Regions from separate parts of the Homo sapiens genome. Here all the other regions are linked to region 1. Evidence: chromatin loops called from intact Hi-C (ENCODE). Cell type or tissue: PC-9. All regions are shown on one strand.

Region 1 (5,000 bases):
GAGCAGATTTTCAGCAGATGGTGGTGGTGGTGACAGAAGTGCCTCTTTGTGCCTCCAGAAACTCAAGGTCTGCTCAGGCTTTTACCTTTTGACTTTTTCAACACCAAGAGGCCAGGCTAGTGGGTCTAGTGCCTGGAGTCACACAGCTGATTGAGAGGCTGTGTACACATCATATGCCATAAGGGATAAATGTGATTGACGTGTTTTTAATCATTTCGGCTTTATTGCTGTTTGTTCTGGTCAACCCCATTATCTAAATTAAGTTCATGCTTTACATAATGTCTCATTTCATAAAGTCAGAGAAAGCTTTTTAGTTAAGTCTCTCTACCTTTTTAGCAGGGCCTAGTGAAAAGGGATCTGGCCTGAAAGTGTAGAGCCCATGGGCCTAGGCAAGACAAACATGCTTCAAGCTCCTCATTCCGCAGCCTTGCTGGGTGTATATGGGCCCCTCCCATCTCTCTAATCCCTCCTGCTCCCTGCTCTTGCCCACACATCGCAACTCCCTGCTCCTCCCTCTCTTTAATCCATTTAGACCAACTGAATTTTGTAGATTACATCCCTCTCCTTTTTTGGGACCTCACATGCAGAGGGTTGGGCATACCTTAATTTAAGGAAAACGCTCATCATTAATCTAAGCAAGGTTCCGCACTTGCTTTGTTTACTTATTTTCTTTTACACGAATTCCCCTTTTCCCTTGCCCTTCCCTGAAACAATCACTCTCTGATGTGTTTGCTGTATTGGTGGACTTTTCTGTATTTACAAATATTTAATTTATAAAGAGTATTTTGCTTGATATTCTCTTAACCTCCCTCTTAGAAGTTATTCTTTGACTCATTAACCTAAAATGGCTTTTTATTGTCTACCAAATTCAGACATTCTAGGTTTCAATAACCCCACTTGATTTTTCAGAAGAAAGTGAAGGAACTGGGTCAGTGTCACAGCCCGTGAGGGCAGAACTAGAACTGGAACCCAGGTTTCTGAATCTCAATTATGTCTGAGTCTCTCTACTGCCCCTTGAAAACCTTACATCTTTGGACTTTTCAGTTTAAAGAATTTCTTGCACTTTGGGGGTTTGCAAAATATAAGAAATCTGTGTAAAGTAAAATATGGAAACTGAAATGGGGGAAAGGAAGGATAAGAAAAAGGAATTGGGCATCTCAGAATACTCCAAGCGAAGCTACATCAATTCTCAATTTAGTTTCACTCAGTCTAACAAATATGGGTCAGGCCTTAGGCCAGGAGCTATTAATACAGCAAGACATATTCCTATCCTCAAGAAGCTCACTGTCTTGGAGAGGCAAACTTACAAATAAAGAGCCAAACAGTGTATCGGGGCTATAATGGAGAGAATTCACGGAACACCATGAGGGCCAAAAGGTCAGAGAATTTAGGCCTCCCTGGAGTCCAGGGTTGTTGCTACAGAGGAGATGAGTAGGGGACAAGCAGGTGGTCAAATCCAAAGTTCGTTCTGTGCAAGTTCAAATGCACGGCAGACACAGCCTGGTATGTTTGGGAAACTCTAGGTATTTCTTTCTGGCTGCTAATAACAAGGAGTTTGTCACTCCTTTTTTCTGCTTGGATTCATCATCTCAGCAAGCAGGTACTGAAACCACATGTTCCAGCTCTGGTCTGAGGTTGTAACTTGTGGCGAGCTTCAGCCCAGAAGAAAGGGCTTACTCCAGCGGGATACTTAGGCTTATCACATTTGGGCCAAATTTTAACCTGCATTGCCAAGAAGCTTCATCCAGTTAATGGTGGCTGGATGGGTAATGAGCCCTGTGATCTCTGGCTTGGTGCCTAACAATGTCATTGTTAAACCGGCTTCCTCAGCTCATTTAACTTCCCACAGGCCTAGGGAAGGGCACAGTCTTTGTATCTATCTTTAGTTGGTACAACAGCCTCACTCTCAACTCACATGGTTCTAGCCAAGCCATAGCCTAGTGCCTTGGTGATAAGCACTAGAGCTGTCAGGCTGCACCGTCTGGAGATGAGCAATCTTTCATCCAGCCTGAGCTAGGTACCACTACTTTGTCGCCCTGTGCTTTTTGAGCAACTTAAGCTAGGCTCTGCTGCTCAGAGGTGAGAGTGTCTCTCTCTGTTCTGGATAGATCCCTAGGGGGTCATTGTTCTGCTCCCAATAAGGGATACTGCTTCCTTCCTCACTCTAGCAGGACACCCACATGCCCTCCATCTCACATGATAGACATTAGTGCCTCTGCTTCATTCCCTTTTCTCTTATTTCTGGGATACCTTTTCCCTGTCCTCTCACTCAGAGGATAATTCCACTTTCAGCTGCAGGTCCATTGCCTAGTGAGGCCATGGCATATTGTATTTTCATTCTGAGGCCAGACCCAACATTGCATCACTTTCTTTCACACAGCTCCAGCCCCACAGTGCATTAACAAGGAATGGTCTTTAACGATGGGCTTAGTGGGGATGCTGGGGATGCTGTAAAGAGCATTTGCATTGTGCACCACAAGACAAGGTTTCTTAAACATTCCTCTCAGACATTAATTTTGGTTCCAAATTTATTTCTGGATGGCAGCTGTCTCATTCTAATTTTTTCTTCCTCTATGGCCTCTAATCTATTCTGCTTATAAGCAAACATCTGCTTGCAGACACACAGAGCAAAGCAGAATCCAGCCCAGCTAGCCCATAGCACTGTTTAGGAATGCATCTTGGAGGTCTCATGCTCAACTCTATCAATTTTTCAAGGTATTTATCCCCCACAAACAGTTCTCTGTTTAGGGGTAAATGAATAATTTGCTACTAAGAAAATATGATGAAAAAAAAATCCCAGATTTAGCCTGGTATTTAACTTGCTGCTTTCTGTCCTCATGAGACTCTCCATGCTGTGAGCTTATAGCTTTTAAGGCCAATGACTCATTCAAGCAATATTTGTTGAAAGCCTGTGTGTCACTGTGTGTCAAGCTCTTGATTAGGTGTGGAACATGTAGGGGTGTTAAGTAAAGTTTTTATCTTTATGAAACTGACCTTCTAGTGGGGGAGATAAACAAAAAACATGTAACAAGTAAATGAGTGAGGTAATTAGGGATGATGGTAAGCCCCACTTAGAAATCAATATTGGAATACTTAACTGAGTACCAGTTACTGTGTGCCAGGCCCTGTGCTAAGTGCTTTGCCCATTTCTATGATCTGAATGTTTGTGCTCCCCTCAAAGTTCATATGTTAAAGCCTAACTGCCGATGTGATAATATTATGAGATGGGGCCTTTGGGAGATGATTAGGTCGTGTGGGGGCAGGGGAGCCATCATCCACAGGATAAACGCCATTTTAGAAGAGGCCCCAGAGAGCTGCCTCATCCTTTCCACCATAAAAGGACACAAGTAGAAGGTGCTATCTATGAGGAAATGACTTCCCAGCCTCCAAAACAGTGAGAAATAAGTTTCTGTTGTTTATAAGCCACCCAGTTTATGGTATTTTGTCATAGCAGCCCAAACTTAATAAGAGACTCTTGTTAATTCACTTAATCTTTATGAGATTAAGGTACGTCTCTATCAACCCACTTTTGTAGCAACCTTCTGAGGCAGGTGAAACAGATATTTTTATCTGCATTCTAAAATCTCATCAGAGAACTACTCAGCCAAAGCCACAGAGCTAGTAAATAGTGGGATCAGGATCTGGGTCTTTGTGGTTCTAAATCACACACCCTTAGTCACAACAATACTGTTTCATGTGTTGATGGGTTGATTAGAGAGCACTTTGACGGGAGAATACTGACCTCTGAGGTTAGGGAGGGCTCTTGTAACATTACCTATCTATATGCTGTAATAGATTGCACATGCTCCCTGGTACTACAATTGTTAGTGTGTGTATCCATTTTTTTCCTTATGGCTGTAAGCTCATTGAGGAGCAAGAATTGTGGCTTGTGCATTTTGTGTGTGTCCCCTCTATTTGTAGCTTGGTGCCTAGACAATGAACATTGAATTGGACTAAAAAGCTGTAGTAGCACTATCCAACAGGAATATCAAGCAAGCCATACATCTAATTTTAAAATTTCTAGTAGCCACAAGACAAAAAAGAAGAAACAATGAAAATTAATTTTAATAATATACTGTAATTTCAACATTCATCAATATGAAAATTATTGAGATATTTTATATTATTCTTTTCATACTAAGTTTTTGAAATCTGGTATGTAATCTACACTTACTCCACATCTCAGTTAGGACTAGCCACATTTCAGTTGCTCATTAGCCACATACGTGGTTAGAGACTATAGCACTGAACAGCACAGAACAATATTCCTGAGATGAATGAGGTGTGGATGCACGCCAGGTAGACCAGACTAGGTGTTAGATATTCAAATTCCAAAACCACTTTGGATCAAGCCCTTGAGACGTCTCATAGGAGCAAAGGGTTTTTTTCTATCACTGGCCTTAAAAGTGGGTACCCTTCTGAAGGTAGGAGTCAATGAGGCCTAATGGAAAAGGAATTAATTTTAGAAAGGTCTCTTATTAATTATGTGGCTTGGAACAAGTTACTGAATCCTTCTGAACCCATTTTCCTCCTCTGTAAAAGGTGGACCCAAAAAATCTCTTGTAGAGTTGAAATGTATTTACATGCCTGGCACCAAAAAAGCACCCAATAAATAATAGCTTTCATTAAATATTTTATTTTGTACTATCAGATACCTTCTTTATTTAATAGACTAAAAGGCTGACAAATGAGATCCCTAGATGATATGCCATCCAACAAATATTAATAGAGTACCTACCATGTCTCCAACACTGTTCCAGGCACTTAGGACATATCAGTGAACAAAATAGACCAGGAGGATGTGCTGTCCCAGACAATCAACACAAGGCTCTGATGTGAGTACCTCGTAACACAATCTTCAGGCAAAACTAGCATTTTCAATATGAATCTCACATCAGAAGAGAAACAATGCTAGAGGTGCAGCAAGAACAGAGATCCTTTTGGCCTGTGTGTGGTACCTGTAAGGAAATACTGCACAAGCGCTGGCACTGCCCTACCCC
Region 2 (5,000 bases), 82 kb after region 1:
AATGGGAGAAACATTCCTCTTTGGAGTAATTCACAAAGACATATTGATTGCCCCTGTTGGAGGCCTTGAAAGAGGATACAGGAAAGGTAAAGACTAGAGATCTATTCTTTCATTTGGAATGCAACTATCATCAGCTACTTTTGCAGGACAATGGAGCACTCCCAAAACTGGCACTCAAATTGGCCAATCTGAGCACATTACCAGGGCCAGCAATACGTGCAAATTTGAAATTGGAAAAGGGACAGTGCTTGGGATGGCATAAAACTAGGGACAAAGTCAGAAAGTCTTGGATGCCACTTCTAACATCGTGCCCCAACCACAGCTACTGAGAGCCTACGTGGAGTAATGGCAGAAGTCTTACTCTCAGAGACACTGGAGTTTTGTTCTGGTGCTATTATTAATCTTCAACAAGACATTAGCAAGTCACTTCTCTTCTCCAGGCTTCAGTCATCTTATTTGTAAAAGCATTAGACCACACTAATGCTTCTCAAACTTCAATGTGCAAACAAATCACCTAGGGATCTTGTTAAAGTGTAGATTCTGATATATTAGGTCTAGGGCAGGGTCTGAAATTCTGCATCACTGGCAAGCTTCTAGATTATGCCAGTGCTGCTGATGAGTGGATCATACTTTGAGTAGCAAGGGACCAACCAGCAGATTCCCTTAGGCCATCTTTCAGGTTCGTGATTCTGATTCCATTCTTTGACTCTCGAAATCATGAACACTCCATTTCCCTACTACCTCCTCTAAAACACAAATAATTCACCAAGTAAAGATGCTTATGAAGTTTCCAATGTTTGTCAGATGTTTGTCAAGCTTAAGAAACCAAGCTCTATACACTGACCACATGCAAATGTGTAGCTCTTACCCTGACCTACGTGGGCCCTGAGATGTGTGTCTTGTGAGAGAGGTAACATTTGGATTCTTTCCCAGGCAGCCAAACCATACCATGCAAAAAGAATTTGAATCTGGAAAAACAATGAAAAACTTTTCCTTTAGCAAATCAGCTCAGTAGAGCAGCACCCAACACTGCAAGTTATCCTCCTAGCAATTAGCATGCAAATGACTTTTGACACCCATTTGCTAATGTCAGCTTAATGCAGACATATGGGAGGATATTGAAGTAGAAAGCTACTGCCCTTTTAGATGACAGCAATTATTATTACATTTCCAGGAACTCCTTTCTGTGTTCCCATAGCAACTCAGATCAATTTAGCTTTACTGATACACTGAACAGGTTTAGTTTTGGAGAGGGAGTAGTTAAGGCCATCCTCAAGTAGAAATAAGTAGTTGGCCGCACAATCTGTCATTTCACCCCCACTTTCACCCTACTCACCTTGTATGAAATTCCCTCTTTATGGGAGTTGCAATGCTGCTTTTTAGTTCCGGCCAGACATATTTTAGTCTTATAAAAATATACATTTTTTATTCCAGAACCTTGCCGCCATTTCACCATCACTTTGGAAAGCTGCTAAGTTGTGTTAGTATAGACAGAATACAACTGTTTCTTCATTATCCTGTCACTTATTGAGCATGCAAATTTTCTATTTCATTTATTTGGAGCTTGAAGGATTTTCTTACCTGTGAGAGTTCCCGTTCCCAGTGTATATGCTCCTGTGAAGAGATTTATTGCATTACAGATAGCTCTAGACTGGAAGTCAGGATATTGTGGTCTCACTTGGGTTTCGTAACTGAGGAATGGTGATACCTTTCTGGAATCACTTCCTTCTTCTCGGCCTCCTGCAAAATGGAAACATAAGAATAGGTCTTGCTAGAGTATCTCCTTTCTGCTAGTAATATCTCTTAACTGTAAAACAGCAAATATTAGCATTTGGGATGGTGAGGTCAAGGTATGCATTCTCATGGATGAAGAAATGTAGAAAAAGATTCTGTACCATCTCCTCTGTCTTTCTCCATCTTTACCTCGCCCCTCTTTCTCTAACAAGAATTTCCTTCTACATTTCCAATTACACAGCAAAATTTCCATGTCTACTGACAGAAGCAGCTTAGCTTGGGAGGGAATGTATGGGGAAGAGGGGGTTACTGAAAGCCTATAGACCCCATACTGAACTGCCCTGTAGCATTTAGATGTTTGGAAAATCAGTTACTCAAATGTAGATTGGAGATGTTGAATGGTGTGAGTATGGGTATAGACCCCATCATGTGGGCTTCTTTGATCACTCATAGAACACCAGTTTTCCTGTCTGTTTTATTCCTGGCTCAGCCTAAACATAGGAGTAGCTATTTAACCTTTTTTTCCCCAAAATCTTAAATGGGTTTGTGCATCCTCTGGAAACCCAATTTTACTATTACCCTGTACTTGGCATCCATAATTTAAAACTGACATATAAGTTAGGCATCTCTTAATAAGGAATTCAGGCAGATTGAAAATCAAAATGATCTATTCCATTACAAATTTAGGCAGTATAATAACAGGATTCATCATTATCTCCTATATGCACATTTTTTTTCTGTTTTTATGTGTATCACTAGGCATAGCACAGTGAATAACCACCCCCCGACTTCCCTGCAGCACCCCTCATTAGTGTGAGGGAGTCCTGGGGGGTCTATGGCAACATATTTTATTTTCTCATTTGATCCTCACTTCAGCCTTTCAAAGCTGTGTTCTTTTCTTCAGCCCCAAGGGAATTCAGGGTACTCAAAAAACTAGGTCACAAATTGCATCCATCTCTTAGAAGAAAGGAGTGAAATGACATTGTTGTTCTCTCTGCTCCTCTTATCCAGAGATAACAGTGAATATGTGCTGCTTCAGAGGAATAATTATGAATGTGTGAAAATCTACTGTGATTCAATAACAGTGCACATTAGTCAAAAACCCTTTAGAGGAGCTGAAGCTTATAGTCTACCTAAAACCAAAAACCTCTAGACCTGGAGACTGAATGGATAATGAAATTTAATCACAGTCATCCTGTGAGTCAGAGGTGAATAAGCTTGCAGCCCTGGGAGTGATCCAGGTGCTTATGGCCTTGTCTCAGGCAAAGAGATCTCTTCAGTAGCTTTGCCGTGAGAAGGGCTTCTCCAGCTCCTCTCCCTCTCATGAATTTTTACCTATACCAGCACCATTCTCATCCCATGAAAATGAGATTCCAAGGAGCTCCTCCTCATATTGCAAATTAAGCACCTGGTAACCCTTGATATTTTGGATATATCTCAGTTCCCTGGCCCATATGTGGAGTCCTGGTTTAAGAAAAGTTTGCTATTTTGGAGAACTTCTTTGACTAATGAGGGTGAAGAAGGAAAAGGAGGGCAAAAATGTCTTACCTGCCTGGCCTATCTCCCTGGCCCTTTCTGGCCTTGAACAACAGATCTGCTACAGAGGCTTCTGAGCACAGAGCCCACTCATCGTCCCCCGCCACAGCTCTCAGTTACAGCCATACAGCCATCTTCATGATTAGCTCTGGACAACTATGTTCCTGTTTCTGAATGCCTTAAAGGGACCCTAGGAGAAGTTCAAGCAAGGTGGGGCACCCATGCATGGTGGCAAGATGTGTGGGTACTCTGAACTATGCTATCTGAAAAGCCAGGTTGCTGTTTGCTAGTAGGCAGCACAGGGTAGTGGACTCAGCAGAGCACACAGCTATGACAGTAGGCTTTGGAGAGTCAGGTAGAGAAGTGCATCATGACAAAATAGCCACCAGTTATACCTGTGTGTGTATGTCACTTATCCAAGATCACTAATTAGTGGCTGTGTTTATTCTAGTTAGAAAACCTCCTGAACTCACTACCCTATGAGATTTCCATTAGAACTTTAATTGCAATTGGCTTAGAGCATTCTAAAGCTGTTTTCAAAGCAAGACTTTGAAATCCCTTTGTCAGACCCTGTTCCTCCACCCCTAGACTGGATTCCCCAGGTGACACTAATGGGGAGTGAGGTAAAGGAAGGTGTCATTACAAGTTTCCCACCTCCAGGGGATGCTCTATCTTGGGAAAAGACCTGCAGAACCCTCTGAGGCACCTGGTGGATTTTAGATCAGGGACACTGCTGCCCCTCACATGCGTCCTATGAAAGGAGATAAAACGATTGATCTCAGTATCCTTTCCCATCCCCGGGGCATTGGGTCAAGGTTGTTTAAGGATCATGTGGTTTCCAAGTAGTTTAGAATTCCAGCTTATCTCTCCCCATTTCATCACTCAGCTTTAGAATGCTCTAAGCCAATTGCAATTAAAGTTCTAATGGAAATCTCATAAGGTAGTGAGTTCAGGAGGTTTTCTAACTAGAATAAACACAGCCACTACTTAGTGATCTTGGATAAGTCACATACTTTTTCTGCAGCGATCTATATACAATGTAAAGCCTGTAGGATTAAAACAGAAATAAAATCCTTAACACTTCTAATATCCTACGAGTGTAAATGATCATTCCCATGCAACCCCCTACAAACCCTCATCACCACCCCAAATTCAGCTCATCAGAAAGAATTAGCACATACTTAATATTTATTCCTCCTATTTTTTTCTCTTGAAGAATTGTGAAGTTATAGAACTTGAGAGTTGAAATGGGTCCCAGGAAGAAAATGGCAGTAGCTGTGCAGTGGATGTCTCCCTCGCTGTGTGAAGAAAATGTGTATCTCTAGATCAAAGAGGCAAGAGCCGGTCATCATTGCCAGTTTTCAGATCAGGAATTGGAGGACTTTAGAAGAAAGCACAGGTGCCTTCTTACCCCTAGGACAGGTTATGGCATTTTCCTCTGTCAACCACAGTCTCTTGTTGAGCTATTCCCCTAAACAGTGATTCCTTCTCCCCAACCTATATTCTCTTCTTTGCCCTGCTCCATCTAAAATCTGCTCTCAGGCCCTTCCCTGCACAAATTCTTCATTCCAACTAAAGTATATGCATTAAAATTGTACTCTATACTGAAGGCTTTGGAATTTAACCTCATTTCATGCCTAGGGAACACATTATAGGGGCAGATCCATATTTGAGCATAGGCTTCTCCACAGAAATCCTCCCTGCTCCAGCCACATCCTCCCCACTCCAGT
Region 3 (5,000 bases), 130 kb after region 1:
ATGTGTACATTGTGGAATAATCAAATCAGGGTAATTAGCATATGCATCATCTCAAATATTTATCATTTTTTGTGGTGAGAACATTTAAAATTCTCCCTTTCAGCTGTTTCAAAATATTCAACACATTATTAATTATTAACTATATTCACCTTCTTCCTTTGGGTTGTGATTGAATTACTTAAAGGCAACTGCTCTATCTATGAGCTTTAAGGATAGGGATGCTGCCTTATAATCTTTGTATTCCTAGGTTCTTAGATAGAATCAATTCAAAAATTCTTTATGGTACAATGAAAGAATGAATGCAAGACTGAATGAATATACATAACTTGCCTTCAAGCCAGAGAAAGTTTCTTCCTTAAGATCAAAATACCAAGACTGGAGACTATATTTGACTATGCTTTAGTCATAGTTATAGAATGAAGTGCCAGCCAGAGATCCAATCACTTTAGCAAAACCAGTATCTTCAAACACACGACTGATTGGCATCAGCAATTCCATCAAATAACTGACCATTTTATGCTTTAGAATTTCAACTTTCCTATTGGTATTTGGAAAATCTATTAAAACTATATGTGAGAATCCCCAGCCATAGCACTGGACAGCAGCTCACTTAAGAAAGTTGGCTCTCCTGACACCCTGCCTTGGTGCAAATCCTAGCTTTGCTGCTTATTAACTTACCCTCTTTAAGCCTCTGTTATATCATCTCTAAAAGGAAGAAGAGAGTACCTACATCATGAGCCCCAAATGCTTATGTTAATAGTAACCACTCAATAAACGTTAGCTATTAGCGTGTCATAATAGCTAGTTGTGGCAGAGACTACTGATTGCTTGCTTAATATCAGTTCTCTCCTTCATCCTTACTAACAGAATATCATCTATATTTGGGGAAGCATTGTACCTAATTAAAATATTTCTCAGTCTTTGTTTAAAGTTTTTTATTTTTAATTATTATAGATATATACTAGTTGTGCATATTTGTGGGGTACATGTGATGTTTTGATGTGAGCATATAATGGGTAATGATCAAATCAGGGTAATTGGGTGTTGCCCTTTCCTTCTACCTTTCTTTATTCTGCCTGGAATTTGCATATGACGGCTGTAGCTGAAGCTACCATCATGGACCATTAGGCACTCTTGAGCATGAAAGCAATGTGCTAAAAATGGCGGATCAGAAATACAGAAGGAATTTTGAGTCTCTTCTTTTGAAACCAGCTCTGGACTATAATCCTTCAAATTTCTCTTACATGAGAGAAAAATTAAAATCCATCCTGTTTAAGCCACTGTTATTTTATTAAGTACACTGCTGGAACTAATTCTAAGTAATGTAGAACTCATAAATATTGGTGTTTTTTTCAGATTTTAAAACAATTTTAAAGTGAAAAATTTAACACTTAAATTAATACCCATTATGTGAAAGGTACTGAGATATATTTTTTTCTATTTAGCTCTCATAAGATTCTAGAGAGATGAAATTACTATTTTCCTTTATAGATGTTAGGAAAGTTGCAGTTCAGGTATTAAATAACATGAGCAAAAATATGTGACAAGCAGATCAAAGCCAGGTATGCCTAATTCAAAACCTCCTTTCTACCCAATAATAATTGAATATGCCTTAGGGAATACACACAGCTTATTTTCCTACTCAACAGATATCATTGAAAATACAGGGAACACAAATTATTTTTCTACTATAACCAACACAGATGAGTCATAGAATAGGATTTAAAAATCATGTGGATTTAAAGAAAACATGAGACACCAAGTTCAATTTGTAGGGAGGCACATCTAATGTTAGGAATTCTTAGGAAGTAAAAAGTTTGAGACGCACATTTTTCTACCACCTCCTGGGAACATAGGTGGTTGTCTTGACCCTCAAAGTTCCTTGAAAAATAATCAGCCTCCGGAGGTGGGTGGGACATTTCCATGGGTGATTTGCTGCTGAATCATCAGCCCATAATTCACTTACCTCCACTTCCGGCACTATCCTCATCCCTGGAGAATTTGCCTCCTCCTATCCATTTACCCTTCCTTGGCAATAGAAGTATCTTGACCTCAGTGTGGGAAATGCAGCTTCTGAAAAGCCTCAGTTTTGTCAGACAATGAGAGCTGATATTATCATCATTAGTAAGAGAAAGCAATGTGCAGCCTCATGGTTGGTGATGCTTCATCCTCAGATACTTTCTCAGCCTCCTGCCCTTCCTTCCATGGCTCTCTGCCACCTCTCACAGAGGTTTCCCTTTGTTTGATGGAAAGCAGGGGGGCCATTAAAGCCTGCCTTGGGAACATCAATGTGCTGCAGAAAAGCCTTGTTTCTGCCCAGAGGCAGCATGGTATAGAAGACAGAACCTGACTCACCTGTTACTGTGTCTCCTAAAAAGCAAATTACTTTTCAAAGCCAATGTTACAAAGTTACTATTAATTATTTTTATTATAAAAGTAATACATGCTACTATACAAAAATAAAAGTAAAAAGCAAAAAATAAAAAGTAAAAGTTAACCTTGCCCTCAAGGCCATTTCTATCTACTAGAAACATCCACACCCACATCTTACTATTGTCCATAAATTCACAAGTGTATATAAGTATATGCATAAGTGCTTTAGTGGGGAGTCTACTATATATATAATCCTGCCATTTTCTAGTTCACTTAACAATATATTTTGAGCATCTTTCCAAATCAGTCCATTGCCTTTTTCAATAACTTCTGTAACAGTTGTGAACTAGAATATCACAGACTGGGTAACTTATAAAGAACATATATTTATTTCTTACAGTGCTTGAAACTGGAAAGTCAAAGGTTAAGGAGCCCACATCCAGAAAGAGTTTTCTTGCTTTGTCATCCCGTGGTGGGTGGCAGAGGAGTAAGGGAGTGCACACAAGAAAGAGGGGAAAGAGGCTGAACTCATTCTTTTATCAGAAATCCACTCCTGTGATAACTCACCCACTTCCACCACAGTGACATTAACCTACCTATGAGGGCAGAGCCCTCATCCCTAGTCATGTCTTAAAAATCCTGCCTCTCAAGGCTGTTGTCTTGGAGATTAAGTTTCCAACACATGACCTTTGGGGGACACATTCAACCATAGCAGTATCTCATTGTATGGATACACCATAAATTATAAATTCATTTTCCATTGATAGAAACCTAGATTGTTTTCAGTTTGTTTTAAATTCACAAAAATATTTGCCAAATACTTGATAGAGTCAAGTTGTCTTCAACAAATAGCCAAAGAAAAAGAACCCCAAAGGAAAGCATATATTAGTTAAAAAGAAAAGACTCTAAGTGTCCAGCATATGTATTAAAAAGTTACTAAACCTCATGATTCATGAAATATAAACTAAAGAACCCTTGATGGGATGTCATTTTTACCCATCAAATTGGAAAAAAAATAAAGTATATAATAAACAATATTACCAGGGTGTGGGGAAAAGTCACAATCGATTTTGTGCAATCCTTTTTGAAGGGCAATTTGGTGGAATCTTGTCACAATTTTACATGAACATAGGCAGGAATATATAAATATATGTATGTGTGCACACATATATGTGTATATATATGCATGTGTGCACACATATATGTGTATATATATGCATGTGTGTACACATATATGTGTATATATATGCATGTGTGTACACATATATGTGTATATATGGGCATGTGTGTACACATATATGTGTATATATGTGCATGTGTGTACACATATATGTGTGTATATATGCATGTGTGTACACATATATGTGTGTATATATGCATGTGTGTACACATATATGTGTGTATATATGCATGTGTGTACACATATATGTGTGTATATATGCATGTGTGTACACATATATGTGTATATATGTATGTGTGTACACATATATGTGTATATATGTATGTGTGTGCACATATATGTGTATATATGTATGTGTGTGCATATATGTATATATGTATGTGTGTGCATATATGTATATATGTATGTGTGTGCATATATGTGTATATATGTATGTGTATACATATATGTGTACACACACACACATATTGACATTTATTGAAGTTTATAATTGGAATAGTTACCTAACAACTCTGAATTGTCATTGTCACATATGTAAGAAGAGAATAACAATACTTACATTGCCAGGTTGTTATTGTTAGAGATCATATACTTAAAGTTCTTGGAATGGTGCCTGAGCATAGCCAGGGTTTAGTAAGAGGCAGCTATCATGATTCTCAGGAAATCCAATTTCTTCTCATCTCAGCTGGAGACATAGATTTGGTGACTCCTTTACAATATCAGACTAGGGGGAAGCAGCATGAAACACAGGCATAGCCCCGTAAAGTCAGAAGTCTGGTCTCCTAACCCCGCCTTTGCCACTTGCCACTGTGGAGCCCTGGAGAAGTCACTTAACCCTATCAGATCTTCTTTTTCCTTTCTGTAAAATAAAGAAAGTAATACTTTACTACCATTTTGCAAGGTCCTTGCAAACAGAAATAAGTCTAGGTTTATATAAATTACTTAGTGAGATGATTTAAAAATACCACCCAGAAGGAACCTAGACAAATCACCTGTCAACTTCCACGAAATCACATTTGATCCTATCATTACTATTGGGTTTTGATGTATGAATGGGAGGTGCCATAGAACCATTAGCAATAGATGTTTATTTTTTTCCTGTCCATTTCCCAAAGTATTTTCCACAGTACTGACATTCCCTAGTATGTTAAAAGATACAAAGTAAGGAAGAAAAACATTAAAAACAACAACAACAAAAAAAATTAAAAAAAAACCTTTAGGCCAAAAGGGTATAAAAGACTTGACCAAATAAATTTAAACAGTCCTCCTTACTTTTCTTTAAGCAGACTTTTCACAATACTATTCTATGTGGTAAAACTCTTAGGGAGATATAATATGAGTCTTCAACTCATACTTGACTATAGATGCCTTTTGCATGAAACACCTCAAAGAGCTGAGTTCTGTTGAACTCAGGCAGCAAAAAGGCTGTTATGAAGCATCTTTCTAG

The links. A loop is a pair of places that touch in the nucleus more often than their neighbours do. Peaks named below come from ENCODE experiments on the same cell type or tissue, not always from the same donor. Only the 100,000 strongest peaks of a DNase experiment are listed, where the experiment ranks them.
Region 2: a loop joins it to region 1, with 2.2 times the contacts of the local background. A loop is called at or near these places in 3 of 110 quality-filtered maps.
Region 3: it touches region 1 in a loop (4-fold over the local background); 5 of 110 quality-filtered maps call a loop at or near these places.

The regions. Positions count from the first base shown.
Region 1 is chr1:162,902,985-162,907,984 of GRCh38, forward strand. No RefSeq gene overlaps it. Among named protein-coding and RNA genes, the nearest start is that of CCDC190, 44 kb to the left of the region's middle. In PC-9, no CTCF peak of the experiment used is centred here; a DNase peak (open chromatin) is centred at 2,887; H3K27ac peaks cover 460 bases.
Region 2 is chr1:162,985,125-162,990,124 of GRCh38, forward strand. No RefSeq gene overlaps it. Among named protein-coding and RNA genes, the nearest start is that of RGS4, 82 kb to the right of the region's middle. In PC-9, no CTCF peak of the experiment used is centred here; no DNase peak of the experiment used is centred here; H3K27ac peaks cover 401 bases.
Region 3 is chr1:163,033,937-163,038,936 of GRCh38, forward strand. No RefSeq gene overlaps it. Among named protein-coding and RNA genes, the nearest start is that of RGS4, 33 kb to the right of the region's middle. RefSeq lists an enhancer at 1,421-2,620. In PC-9, no CTCF peak of the experiment used is centred here; a DNase peak (open chromatin) is centred at 2,035; H3K4me3 peaks cover 688 bases; H3K27ac peaks cover 3,211 bases.